Regions from separate parts of the Homo sapiens genome. Here region 1 is linked to region 2. Evidence: chromatin contacts called from ENCODE Hi-C or POLR2A ChIA-PET data. All regions are on one chromosome and are shown on one strand. Each heading gives the region's core, a stretch centred on a gene start or an enhancer-like site at or near the end of the contact. The rest is flanking DNA. Distances are from core to core; before and after follow the strand shown.

Region 1 (7,228 bases), core at 4,366-6,865, 500 kb after region 2:
AATGTTTACTCCTGCCAGTGACTTAGTCGGCTATTTTCAGTGACAAACACTCCAGCTTCTAGGCCAGGCTCTCTGATTTTGGCTTCCTCTGGGTGCACAGAGAATGAAGGCAGCTGATGCTCCACTAGCGGCTGCCTCGGTGCCAGCAACCTGGCTGTGCTGCTGTTGGTGCCTTGGGTCTCTTTTCCTGTCTGCCCTTCTCAGCTCCCTTGGTTGCTGACTCCTCGCCATCTGACCATCTGCCTCGCTCTGCCCCTTCCACCCACCACACATTTCTGGCTGCTGATGCTTGCAGTGCCTTTGGGTGCCCATCTGGCCCAGCCCTTGGGATGAGGGGACTCCTGCCTTCTCCTGCTTCTCTGACCTCTGCTCCCTGGATGCCTTATGTAGATTCTGGTTCCCTGGTCCTGGAATCCTCACTGCTGCTTCTGATCCGGTGGGATAATAATGAGGTTACATGGTGAGAAGGCCACCCAGGTATTGTAATTAGTAGCCACACCAAGCCAGCTCTATTGGGTGGGTGATTAGAAAATTTTTTTTTCTAATCTTAACACTTATTATACTAAAACTATCTACTTAAGTATTTTCCCCCCAGATGGAGAGTTTCTTGAGGGCAAGAACTGAGTTTATTTTTCTTTATATCCAGAGTGCCTAGAATATAGAAATTAACTGGTAAATGTTGGCTGAACTGAGGTTGGGAATGGGAGGGAAAGTGTATAGGGGATGATGCTCTGATGTCAGCTTCCTGGGCTGACCCTGAAGAAAGAAGGAAACGTGGGCATTTGTGGTTGTCAGTCCCACCCCTCTCTTGGGGGAGTGGCCCTTGGACAGGGCAGGAGGCTGCTCAACCTTGGCCTTGACTGCAAAGGTCTCTGGGTCTTGCTGTGTGCTTCACCCAGACCTCATCCTGATGCGCGCCCAACCCATCCATGGTTCATCATCCACCGTGTCTGCAGTTCCCTCAGGGAGAGATTCTTTTGTACTGGCATGCAGGCCAGTGGGATGAGAGGGGCAGTAAATCTGGGAGCAAGTGGGAAGCTGCAGGCCGAGTGCACACAGTACTCAGCGCAAGGGAGGTGCTCCAATATCAGGAAAAAGATACAACGGCTCTTTCATTTCTCTCCTTTCTTTTTTCAGATTATAAAGTAATACATGTTCACAGGGACAAAATACAAAAGTATAAAAGCCTTCTGTCCTCCTCAATCTACTCCCTAACATTAACTACTGTTAACAATTCTTTTTTATTTGTTTATTTTTTTGACACACAGTCGCATTCCTCGCCCAGGATGGAGTGCAGTGGCACGATCTCGATCTCGGCTCACTGCAACCTCCACCTCCTGGTTCAAGCAATTCTCGTAGCTGGGATTACAGGCGCACACCACCAACCCGGCTTATGTTTGTATTTTTTCTAGAGACGGGGTTTCTCCATGTTGGCCATGCCTAGTCTTGAACTCCCGGCCTCAAGTGATCCTCCCACCTCAGCCTCCCAAGGTGGTGAGATTACAGGCATGAGCCACTGCGCCTGGCTGTGCTGTTAACAATTCTTGACATCTTCTGGAAATGTGCTATTTTACAAAAGCACGTATACATATAGCTTGCATATACAAAATGTGTGTATGTGTTCACATGCAGATAGATATATAAACAGACAGAATTTGATGGTGTCATGAGACAGAAAGAGAAAATGGTAGCCCACAGGTATAAAGTAGGGGTGTTGGGGTGAAGGCAGACTTGAAAGGGGCTGTTGATGGACCAGGTAGGAGGGCCTGAGGAGAAGTGATGGAATACAAGGATGGAAGCAAGGATGGGGCAGGAGAGTCTTAATATTTGTGTTGCAAAAAAATTTTGCAGTTTAGGAGGTGAGAAATCCAACATCCAGTTAGCCTCAGTTTCCTTAACTAAAAAATGGGATAATGATGTATATTCCTCACAGGTTTATAGTGATGATTAGAAGGGGCGAATATATATATAAACAAACATACATATATGTTTGTTTGTTTTTTGGACAGAGTCTCGATCTGTCACCCAGGCTGGTATGCAGTGGTGCGATTTTGGCTCACTGCAACCTCCGCCTCCCAGGTTCAAGTGATTCTCCCATCTTAGCCTCCTGAGTAGCTGAGACTACAGGCACGTGCCACCACGCCCAGCTAATTTTTGTATTTTTAGTAGAGATGGGGTTTCACTATATCTTGGCCAGGTTGGTCTTGAACTCCTGACCTCAGGTGATCCACCCACCTTGGCCTCCCAAAGTGCTGGGATTACAGGCGTGAGCCACTGTGCCTGGCCAGGGCTAATATATTTAAAGTGCTTAGCATTGCACCTCAAACAATATTCTAAGCATTCTCTCAGCGTGTGCTGCTATTATAGTTGTTGATGTTATTAGGGTGCTGCTATTGTTGCTGTTTTCAGAATGCTTCACGTGGTCCCTGGCCCGTGAGTGAACCTCTATCCATCTGCAGTTGGCATATGGAAAGAACCTCCTGGTCACATTTCTCTTTCCATTTTAGAAATCATTCTTTTGTTGTGACACTGTCTTTTCATTTTCCTTCCCTGACTGCTCTTAACTTCCTACTTTATGCTGTGCACTCTTGAAGAAAACTTTCTGGTACCTGATGGTTATAAATCCTTGGAGGCGCGTGAAGATGTTTTAGGTAGTAAAGGGCAGTGGCCATTTTCTCACTTTGTCTCCCTGGCCTGGTCTTAAGCTGTTGGGCATTCTTTAGTCAGGAACATCTTCTTATTTGCTGTACTTCACACATACTGCCTAAGGATATCAATTAGAATTGCTTACTTAAGAAAAATGCCCAGCAATCGTTAAGGCCACTCTTGTTCATTTCCTGCATTTTTTTTTTTTTTTTTTTTGAGATGGAGTCTCACTCTGTTGCCCAGGCTGGAGTGCAGTGGCGTGATCTTGGCTCACTGCAACTTCCGCCTCCTGGGTTCAAGCGATTCTTCTCCTGCTTCAGCCTCCCCAGTAGCTGGGACTACACGCTCCCGCCACCTCACCAGGCTAATTTTTGTATTTTTAGTAGAGACTGGGTTTCACCACGTTGGTCAGGCTTGTCTCAAACTTCCGACCTCAAGTGATCTGCCTGCCTTGGCCTCCAAAGTGCTGGGATTACAGGCGTGAGCCACTGCGCCCAGCCCATTGTCTTCATTTTAAGAGCACTGACTCTGCTGCTCCTCTTGAGACATCTTGGGCAGTGATTCTGTTCTTCTGGGATACTCTGGGTGTTTCTACTTGTATTTAGAATGGCTGGCTTAAAAGTCTTTGTTTGAATATTCCGCATTCTGAATGCTCTTAGTTGTCAGTAAAACTATGCCTGCCTACGCACTCTTCTATTTCTGATTTAAAAATAGGTTCAGCTGCCTAACAATTACACATACTCTATTTTGCACGCGCACATTACTTAAGGAGACATTTAGAGGGTAGATAGCTTTTATTCCTATGAGTTATCTTGAAATCATCTTCTTAACTATCTTTTTTTCCCCAAAGGGGCCATATTTTGAAGGATTTGTGATGAGACTTTTGGTCTGTGAAGCCCAAGACACAATCTCCAACATGCACAGGAAATCCAGTATCAAATTTCTAACATGTCTTCAGAGACAGGCCCAGGGCTGGCTTGAGCGTGTCAGAGAGGTGTGCACTGCGTACTACCCATCATACATGGCCACACATGCCTGTGGCTGTGAGAAATACTGGTGGTGACAAAGACAATGAGATGCCAGAGAAAAAGATCAGTGGGGTTTGCAAAAGTGATTAAGATGTCGTCCTAGGTATAATTAAAGACTTAATAAGGTTGAAGGAAAGAGAGGACATTGCACATACCGAGGCCCCTGAGAGATCTGCCTGGCAACCCAGAAAGGGACATATGGGGGAAAACGCCTTAGTGTAACCAGGTCAGAATTTTCATTCTGGGCAGAACTGGAATTTGAATAATAATACTGAGTCATATAGCGCATACAGCTATGACATTTCATTTATTTCTCTATATAATGCAATAAAGTAGATGGATTAACCGTGACGTTTACAGATGGAGCAGGGGAGAATGAAGAGGCGTCAGTTTGGGCATCAGGCTGGATCTTCACACTCTGACCTCACTCTGCTCTATCCTGCCCAGTGTTGCTTCACCTGATATCAGGGGTGCAAGGCAACCAGATCTGACACCAGTTTCAGTTTAGATCCTGCCTTTACCTGGGTGTGACCCGGGTCCATCTCTTCAGCTCGGCCTCTGCTTTCTCTTCATAAACTTTTGGGGTTAGTCCTCGGATGATCTCTAAAACATGGCCCAGGTGCTCCTTGCCAGTAGAGTGTAGCCGGATTTGGAGGGACTGGACACTCAGTGTGAACAAGACGAAGGCCTCAGGAGGCAGTAAAAGCTGACAAGAGGAGAGAAAATGAAGCGCCTACGGGTGCATACTGGACTAGCGGGCGAAAGGCCATGACTCCTTAGTTTGGAGAAAGAACTGGGGCCGAGATTGGGGAAGTTTCCCAGTGCAATTAAAAAAAAAAAAAAAAAGAACTAGAAGAATTACCCAGGTCTGGCTTCTTTCGTGTAGCCTGGGGCTGAGTCGCAGGCTGAGAAATCCAGTCTGGCCAGTAGGGGGCTCCACCAAGCGCAGTCTCAGAATGCCCAAGAGCTCCACCGTCGCCCGGGGTCTCCACCAAGCGCAGTCTCAGAATGCCCAAGAGCCCCACCGTCGCCCGGGGTCTCCAAGAGGAGTGGGTCGTGGTGGGCGTTGAAGGGCCGTAAAAGACGAGCAGCCCGCGTCCGCGTCCGTCCTCCCGGGTCTCCAGTCCGCAGGCGGCCGCCGCCTCGGCCCCGCCCTCCCACCTCCATTCCCGGCCCCGCGGACCCGAACGGTCCCTCTCGCAACCGATCTGCTGGCTGGGGCGCTGGGGATGCGAATTCCTAGAAGCCTTAAGAGGCTGCCCAGCGTTGGAAGTTCGTATCCCCAAGAATGCTGGAGGTTCCGGCTCACACACCCCCTCCGGGCACAGAGTCAGCTGGGGGGTGCTGGGAGGGAGAACGCCCCGCTCCTCACCCCCCATCCCCGTGCACCCTGGAGCCCAGCTCCATACGTTCGGCCACCCCAGGCGGACTCGGGGTGGCCGGGTAGCGGGTGGTGGCAGGAGGGGACCGGGTAACGGCAGGCCCGAGAGGAGGTCGCTGGGCCGGGCCGGAGGCGCACAGGGGCTGCGTGGCTACCTCGGCGGCACCCGCCCCACCTCCGCCGGCTAAGCCCGGAGGGGGACGGTGAGTCAGATCTCGGGCACCCGCGGGTCGGGCGGGGAGGGGGAGGCAGGTCAGGAAATGACATCAGAGGCCTGTGCTCAGGGAGTGGGGGTCTGAGCCGGGCTGGGGCGGCGGGGGCGGCAGTGAGTGGGGTGGGGGCGAGCGGACCTCGGCGGAGCCTCCGGCCTGAGGCAGGATCAGGGCCCCTTCCTGGGGGAGTTTCCTGCCTGGTCCGCCCTTCCCCGCTCTCCCCGCCCCCTCTCCGGGCCGCTCCTTGTATGGTCTGGGCGCCGCTCTCTCCCCGCCCCCTCTCTTCTCCCTCCCTCCTCCTTCCGTGTGTCCCTCCCCGCCCGGCTGGAGGCTGCTCCGGACCGGGACGCAGAGTCTGCGGACCCGGCGCCGAGGCGGCCACCCGAGACGCGGCGCGCACGCTCCGGCCTGCGGTGAGGCGCGGGGAGCGGCAGGGCGGCCCCACGGGGAGGGGGCGCGGGGCGCCGGGAGGGGGCGAGTGGGGGTCACCAAGGGGAGCTGGGACCGCCTGGGGCTCCTGAGCCCGGCTCCGCGCTGCGTAACCCGGCGACCCACCCCAGCAGCCCGGCCCGGCCATGGCGGCCCCCCGCCCGTCTCCCGCGATCTCCGTTTCGGTCTCGGCTCCGGCTTTTTACGCCCCGCAGAAGAAGTTCGGCCCTGTGGTGGCCCCAAAGCCCAAAGTGAATCCCTTCCGGCCCGGGGACAGCGAGCCTCCCCCGGCACCCGGGGCCCAGCGCGCACAGATGGGCCGGGTGGGCGAGATTCCCCCGCCGCCCCCGGAAGGTATGCGGCGGGGCTTGGGGAATGTACCCCGGCAGGAGCCGGGGTGGGGGGCAGTCGTTTCGGGAATTTGGGGATGTCTGGAAAGGTTGTTGCCGAGGGGGCTGGGCGCAGCCACCCTGTCCCGAGCAGATGTTCTTACCTCATCGTGGAGCTCGTGGCTGGGAGCCAGGGCTCCTGGGACCGTTCCAAGTCCCCCGCCTGGGAGTGGGAGTCGGGAATGTGGGGCACGAATCTTCCCCTCCGGGTCCGTTTTCCGAAGTGTAACGGGAGCTGCACCACTCCTCGGCAGTGCGCCCGGCCTTTCCTGACCTGGTACTCCCAGGGCGCCCTGCGCCCCTCCTTTGCTTCCCCACACGCTCTGGGACCCCTGAGAGAGTTCTTGGGTTAGGGGTTAGAGCGGTTAACTGAGGGGAGCTTGGGTGAGGGGTAGAGGGACCCCGGCCGACGTCTTTCTCCTTCCTACCCCAGACTTTCCCCTGCCTCCACCTCCCCTTGCTGGGGATGGCGACGATGCAGAGGGTGCTCTGGGAGGTGCCTTCCCGCCGCCCCCTCCCCCGATCGAGGAATCATTTCCCCCTGCGCCTCTGGAGGAGGAGATCTTCCCTTCCCCGCCGCCTCCTCCGGAGGAGGAGGGAGGGCCTGAGGCCCCCATACCGCCCCCACCACAGGTACGGAGGCCTGGGAGGGGCGGCTGCACTGGACACCCCCAAGGAGAGGAGAAGAGGGCCCTTTCTTCTTACCTCCCCTGCACCTCTGCCTTGGGGGTGGGGGGATAGAGGCATGGAATAGGTGCTCTGACCTCTGACCCTCTAGCCCAGGGAGAAGGTGAGCAGTATTGATTTGGAGATCGACTCTCTGTCCTCACTGCTGGATGACATGACCAAGAATGATCCTTTCAAAGCCCGGGTAAGGGACCGGAGAGTAGGAAAAGCAGGGCTCAGGGCCAGAGAGACTGGGCATAGAACTAAGGAGGATGGTGTCCTCCTGACTGCATCTCTCTTCCCTCTCCCACCCCTTGCAGGTGTCATCTGGATATGTGCCCCCACCAGTGGCCACTCCATTCAGTTCCAAGTCCAGTACCAAGCCTGCAGCCGGGGGCACAGCACCCCTGCCTCCTTGGAAGTCCCCTTCCAGCTCCCAGCCTCTGCCCCAGGTTCCGGCTCCGGCTCAGAGCCAGA
Region 2 (6,843 bases), core at 1,707-4,206:
GACACTCAATTCACACATTTCATACAGGTATTTAACCCTAAAAAAAGCTCCAACAAGCATCACCTTCCCTCCAAATTGCTCCTTAGATGACAAAGTGCCAGCACATGGGCTGGAGTGGGGTTCAGGTTAAGCAGCCTCTATGAAGCTGCCCAGGACACCCCACAGCAGCCGAAATCAGATCTCACACTTCCCCCTCTATGCTTCCAGAACACTCATTTACACCCTTCTAGTGATGTCTACTAAGCCCATCTTTAGCCCCGTATGTGCCTTCAGTAAACTTTGGTCATAGGAATGAGAACTCCCTGAGAGCAGGAACAGTGTCATATTCATTTTCTGCAGAAAGGTGGAGTGCCTTATGTTCAATAAATGTGTAATGCATTAAATATCAGGAAGTGAGAAAACCCAAGCCCAAGGGGGAGATGACCTGGAGGACACGGGAGAAAGTTGAGAGCTCGACTTGGATCCCAGCAATGTAGATTTAAGCAGAGCGGGCTGCGTGCTAAGCACCAAGAAACGTCCACTGTAAAAAGAGGAGTTTGGGTTCCCGATCATCCTGGAGAGACTCAAAGCCTTCCTTTCTCACTAGACCATCCTGTACCGCATGGAATCCCACGCAATCCCACCCCACAGTTCTCCCTGTGAGTCCCCTTTGGAACAAATTCAACTTCACCATTTACTTGCTCTAGGGTTCTGGGCCTGCCCCATTCATAGGGGGATAACAGGACCCACCTTCCATTATTGTTACCGGGATGACGGAGATAAGGCAGGTGGTAGTACCTAGTACAGCACTGGGTTCTCAATCATTGTGTGCTCCTTTCTTCCATTAGCTCACCCCTCACTTGTCCATATTGTTCCTATTTACTTAGTCATCCCATGTTTATCTCAATGCCCCCATGCCTTCTCTTTGGTTGACGGCACAGATTAGGAAACTCCCCTTGCAGGCAATTTCAGCATCCTTCTGGGAAGTGCCCACCCAAAGAAGAGTCATTGCTCTGGACACCTGATATCCAGCAAGAAGAAGGCCAAGAAAGTGCGGAGGCCAGTAAGGAGATCAGGGCAGGGAGGGGGGATCCCTCCCAAGGGTGACATCAAGCCTTTCTAGCCAAAGTCTGCAGAGGCAGCCCCCATATGATCTGAGGAAAAGTGAGGGCAGACAGGACATGCGGAAGCAGCCTATTCTCAGCCACTCAGCGCAGGGCCTCCCCTCTGCTCTCCCCTGATATCGCACACAGGGAATCTCCACCACCCCTTCCAATCCCCCAGGCCTTTTTGCACTCTGTGCCTGGATCCCCTGGCCCTGGGGTCCTAAGAGTGGGAAGAGGATGAGTGAAGCCAGTGAGGACGACCTACTCTCTAACAACAATGCCATTCTGTTGCCCCAAGATGTCATCAGCCAAACATGTGCTCCAGTCCCCACTCTCCCAGGCCTTGGGGGAGAGGTGGGCGGCTGGAGAGATGGGAAGCCATAATTCACAGAAAGAGACCATCCCCAACCCAGAATCCTTCAGCAAAAGAAAACACAGGGGCCTCCAGGCAGCCTCCCCGGTCAGGCTAAAGCAGGCTCCTACTCTTGGGGTCAGAGAAAAACCCTAAGGCACAAAGACTTCAGGCTTTCCTCTATGACCAGACATCTGCCTCCTTCGTGACCCAGGGAAAGCCCCAACAGGCAGGACTTCCTTCTAGCATGCCACCAACTGGGTAGAGAACTCTATTAGAGACCTTGAAGAAGAGACCACATGCAGGGATAGCCCTGAGTTCCGATTCCCTGCTCCTCTCCTGCTCTGTACTCCAAGCTGTCATGGTGAAGAAAGCAGGACACGGGTTTAGGAAGTTTTCAGGGGCTGGAAGCCACCAGTGAATGTCCTTAGGGCTTAAACGCTAGAGTCTCGATTTCCACCACCTGAATGCGGAAGAGCACAGGTCCTCGGAACATCTGTTATTTTGACCCGCTTCCCCTCAGTCCCCACCCGCACTGAGAGAGAAATACACCTCAAGGTTGGGTTTGAGCGTTGTAGGTCTTCATATCCCCCCAGTGCTGGGCAAATAGTAAGGCCTTGGTCAGTGTCTGATGAGACAGATACATAGGAATGGTCACTTTTTTCACATTTTGTCTTATTTTCTGGTTCCTGGTGTCCGCGGTTCTCTCTGCTTCATTCATTCAATCGTTCACTCATTCCTCCATGCGAACATATGTATACTATGTGTTCCTGCCAGAGAGACTGTTCTAGAGGCAAGCAGTGGAGATACAGAAGGCATTGTCCTCACCTGCCGTCCCCTCTTGGGTGGAGGGGCTGTGATGCTCTATCCTTACAAGCCCCAGCAAGACGCCTGGCCCTTAGAGAAGTACTCACAAGAGGCTTGCAGAATCGAATTAGATCTTAAGATAGTGAACACCTGTGCCCATCTCAACCCCATCCTCTTTCACCAGCCCTACAGGCTGAGGCTCTTAAGACAGAATGCTCCCAAGGAGCCAGTCCGGGCCTGGGAGCACCATCTGTCCAGCCAAAGGTGCCAAACAAAGACGGGAGGTGAGGGAGGGGTGAGGGGTAGAGGTGCAGGCCTGGGGAGGTGGGGAAGGGAGCAGACCAAGGGGGCCTTACCTCTTCTGCTGCAGCAGGTTCTGCTCATCTCGGCTCTGGGCCCAGGACTCCCGTCTCTGGAACCATCTGCAGAACTTGCTCCATAGGCAGAGAATTAGCCCTTTCTCCTTGGGCAGTGACAAACCCATGGGGTGTAGGGCCGGCTCCTTGGGGGCCTGAGGCCGAGGCCAGACCCTGACGGGACTCAGCCTTGGGGCCACATCAGCCCCCCCAAGGGCCGGCCCACCGTCTCCCTGTAGAGGTCCCGTCTCCTGTCTCCTGCCTTCCTGACGAGTTCCTTGGGAGTCTCCCAGCAGCCCCAGCCAGTTTGGAGAGGGCTGTGAGTTTGTTACACTTGGCAGAGCCAGCCAGGACTCTGCAGGGCTGGCCTGTCTGGAGCTCCTGCTGGGAGTGAGCAGGAGGAGCCAAAGCTGCACGGACACGCCCTCCCTCCTCCCAAATTACCTGAGATTTAAAGACACAGGCCAGCCACAGACCTGCCTACCAAGGGGGACTTGTGCCAACTCCAATTCTTTCTCCACCCAGGGCTCTCTCCCTGCCCCCAGGCCAGTCACAACCAGGGAGGCCTTCAGAAAGACTGGCGAGGCCTCCCTTGGACGTCAGAACACCCAGTGACCTACCCTGAGAGACTCTAGGCAGTGAGAAAGGAGGGGAGGAGTCAGGGCAGGCCCATTCCCAATGTTGAGGACTCCCAGGAGGGAGCGCCCCACTTTCCCACAGTGCCTCTTCTGCCGACCACCTGCCTCACTCTCTGCCTCCCCCTGCTTATGTCCTGGAGAATTCCATTTTCTGGACTCTTCCAGTTTCATTCTTGCCAGGCCTGAAATAGGTATATAAATTGCGAAGATACTCAGTTCTCCCAGACTTTCCTCTCAGTCCCCATCACCTTTGGGTCAGCAAACTTTTTCTGGAAGGGCTGATAGGAAATGTAAAGATGTTAGGTTTTGCAAGCCATGTACACTCTCTAATGTACGTTATTCTTTGGTTTTGTTTTGGTGGTTGTTTTCTAACCACCCCCAAAGATGTAAAATGCATTCTTCGCTCACCAGCCAGGGCACAAAATCTAGCTCTGGGCAGACCCCCTGCTCAGGAGCTCCACAGACTGTCCACAATGCCCCGTGCATGGGGTGGGTGCCCGATAAAATACAGGACACGTGGTCAAATTTGAATTTTAGATAAACAACAAAGAATTTTTTAGTATAAATATACCCCACGTTTTGCAAGTATTCTATCTGCCAGCCTTCCCGTGGAGGTGACATTCAGCTGCTACTGTGTGCTGGGCCTTTTAACTGAGCGTTCCCAGGTAAACTCGTAACAAACCTGCAAGGCAGGTATTATTATCTACATTGTATTGATGGGAGAAACCAAAGCTCACCATGGTAAAGGAACTCTCCCAAGGCCATAGAGGTGGCAGAGGCAAGATTCACACCCATCCCTCATTCCAAGCCCACTTCTTTCTCCCTAGCACACCTCCTCATTCTAACTGGCCAACAGAGCTTCAGAGAGGTTAAGTGACTCGCACAGTCATACAGAAGAATGATGGCATTAAGCATGGCCCATCGTCTTCCCACAACAAAGAGCTCCATCATGAGCTTGCTGGAAGCTGTCGGAAAGGTCATTTAGTTCAACTTTTCCACTGGAAAGGGGCAGAAGCCCGGGCTTATCCAACCTCCTGGTGCCAGCCAGGTGCCAATAGCCTAGGGGCAGGTGTCTGGGTGTTCAGAGTCACAGGTGTGTGGATCACTTCCTAGCTTCAGAGTCTGTTTTGTCCTAACTTTCTCTGACTCAGAGTTGGAAGACCCAGCCAGGGGAGTGTGTGTGTGGCGTGTGTATGGCGTGTGTGCCCATGTGCATTTGTGTGTGGTGTTTATGCGTGTGTTCATGATGTGCATCGGTGGGGTGTTTTGTGTGTGGTATGCTGTATGTATATGATGTGCCTGTGGTGTGTTTGGTATGTGTCTACGTGTGTATGATATATGTGATATGTGTAGGTATGGCCTGTAGAGCGTGTGGATGTGGTGTCTGTGATGGTATGTGTGACATGTGTGTTGTGTATATACGTATTGTGGAAAGATTGTTGCATGTGTGTTGTGTGTATGGTGTGTAGTGGGTGATGTATATGGTACCTTTAAGGTATGTGTGCGTGTACATGATGTGTGTGTGTGTGTGTGGTGTATACATGATTTGTGTAGTGTATGGTGGGTTTACTATGTGTGTATGTATGGTGTGTGTTGTGTGTGTATGTATGTCATGGGGTGTGTGTCATATGTGCTGTGTGTGGGGGGAGTCGGTGTGTGGAGGGAGGTGGATGCTGAGGTAGGGCAGGGGAGAGAAGGACCCCTTCAAGTGGAAAGCTATTTGTGTTCCTGCCGCTGGGCAGAGGCCAGGCCACGCAGTCCTGAGCAAACAGTTCAATTGGATTAGCTTCGTCCCCACCCACCTGGGTCAGTGGGTTCGGGCTGGGTTGGGGGAAGGTGCTAGAACCCAAACCTTGAACCCCAAGACCTTTGTGCCCATTAAGCCAGTGGTTTGTCGCTTCAAAGACCTATTTAGCTTCAAAGACCCCAGTTTAGTGTCTGGTGGGGAAGGAGAGAAAGCAATGAGGCCTTCGTTACGCTGGGGAGAGAGGCTGGGGGAGGGAGGCTTTGGGAGGGAGACTTAGGGAGGGAGGAGGATAGGAGGAGGACAAAGTTGTTTTCCAATGCTCTTCCTCTTCCTCAGCCTCCTCCACCTGGTGTTGTGCATGGATCAGCCAACAGACTCAAAATTGGGGTGTCCAGATGGGAGGGGAGGACAAGTTTGCAGGATATAAGCTTCTGGCTGCAATGTTCTCTTGGTCTTTGGACCTAACATCGTATCAGTAAGGGAAGGTGGCCCTAGGGTAGGTGGCACTACCCCCAGAAGCTCCTGAAAGCACCCCCACCAATCACTTTCAGTCTCGCATTTTTTTTTTTTTTTGAGATGGAGTCTTGCTCTGTCATCCGGGCTAGAGTGCAGTGGCGTGATCTCGGCTCACTGCAAGCTCTGCCTCCTGGGTTCACGCCATTCTCCTGCCTCAGCCTCCCGGGTAGCTGGGACTACAGGCGCCTGCCACCATGCCCAGCTAATTTTTTGTATTTTTAGTAGAGACGGGGTTTCACCATGTTAGCCAGGATGGTCTCGATCTCCTGACCTTGTGGTCCGCCTGCCTCGGCCTCCCAAAGTGCTGGGATTACAGGTGTGAGCCACCGCGTCCAGCCTCAGTCTCACATCTTAAACCTGCATCCCATATTGCTTGTTTCCAGGGGACAGGAAGGATGCCGTGGACCTCCTTCTCCCTTGAGACTAGCACAGCCCCCTCTGTGCCACTCCACCCCAGGGCAGCACCTCCTGACATGGGAGGAATCGGTTCTGTAACCCACAGTCAAGGAGTGGGCATGCCCAGGAGGCTGTGAGTTTTGGGGTGAAGGTGGTGAGGGGGAGACTGGAGATCCTGGGAGAGCACTCACGGGGCTGGCCTCTCCCGGTTCCCTTTCCCAGGCTCCAAAAATAATAAGACTTGTGTGACTTCTGAGTGAGTCGCTCTTCCTCTCAATGATTTTATCCATAATGATGAGTGCATGGCCTGACCTCTTTTCTGCCCTCGTGGTGGCCTCTGACCAAGCCCTGAAGAGAACCGAAGGGGTCAGGAGCCAAGAGGGAGGGAGGACAGGACTGGAGCAGGCAACCTGGGGACCAGGTGGTTAAACCAGTCCTCCCTGCCTGGGGCTGAGCCTCAAATGCTAAGTGAAAGTGAGGTCCTCAGGCTTCCCTGGGGGCCCCAGGGCAGAGTGTCAGAGCCTCCTCTGACGGCCCCTGAGAGGGGCAGAGAGGTCACAGTTACACAGTCCTGAGCTGGAGGCACAGGAGCTCCAAAGAGCTCCTGTGCCCCCGATGTTTCCGCATTTGGGGCACAATTTCTCGACCCCGGCACTATTGATATTTCGGAACAAATAATTCTTTTCTGCAAGGGCTGTCCTAGGCATTGTAGGAAGTTTAGCAGCATCCGAGCCTCCACTCACTGGGTGACAGTAGCATGTCCCTCCCCTCCATTGTGACCACCAAGGAATGTCTTTACACGCTGCTCATGAATGTCTTTACACGCTGACATTGGCAAAATCATTCTCCATTGAGAACCACTGATTTAGAGCCAGAAAAGTATATGTATAGTTTTTTTCTGGCTTTGTCACTTTTTATTTGTCCTATGTCTTTCTATGTTTCGCTC

The links. A loop is a pair of places that touch in the nucleus more often than their neighbours do. ChIA-PET counts read pairs that join two places held with the same protein, here RNA polymerase II (POLR2A).
Region 1: a map of PC-9 shows a loop between it and region 2 (6-fold over the local background). The contact joins the promoter of ZYX here to the promoter of TRPV6 in region 2. A Hi-C loop is called at or near these places in 1 of 168 maps with a recorded cell type or tissue (PC-9). POLR2A ChIA-PET finds 5 or more read pairs at or near these places in 1 of 52 experiments (HEK293).

Annotation. Positions count from the first base shown.
Region 1 is chr7:143,375,730-143,382,957 of GRCh38, forward strand. It overlaps ZYX (zyxin), which reads left to right and starts at 5,616. Exons shown (of 10, transcript NM_003461.5): 1 at 5,616-5,680; 2 at 5,828-6,050; 3 at 6,519-6,718; 4 at 6,864-6,956; 5 at 7,072-7,228. The coding sequence starts at 5,843. FAM131B-AS2 (FAM131B antisense RNA 2) reads right to left here and starts at 5,296. Exons shown (of 2, transcript NR_161353.1): 1 at 4,537-5,296; 2 at 3,426-4,380. MIR6892 (microRNA 6892) reads left to right here and starts at 6,957; the gene lies at 6,957-7,071. It also overlaps a transcript of FAM131B not described here. RefSeq lists enhancers at 4,176-4,255, 4,412-5,312, 4,436-4,525 and silencers at 5,026-6,055, 6,086-6,135.
Region 2 is chr7:142,882,789-142,889,631 of GRCh38, forward strand. It overlaps TRPV6 (transient receptor potential cation channel subfamily V member 6), which reads right to left and starts at 2,957. Exons shown (of 15, transcript NM_018646.6): 1 at 2,601-2,957. The coding sequence starts at 2,848.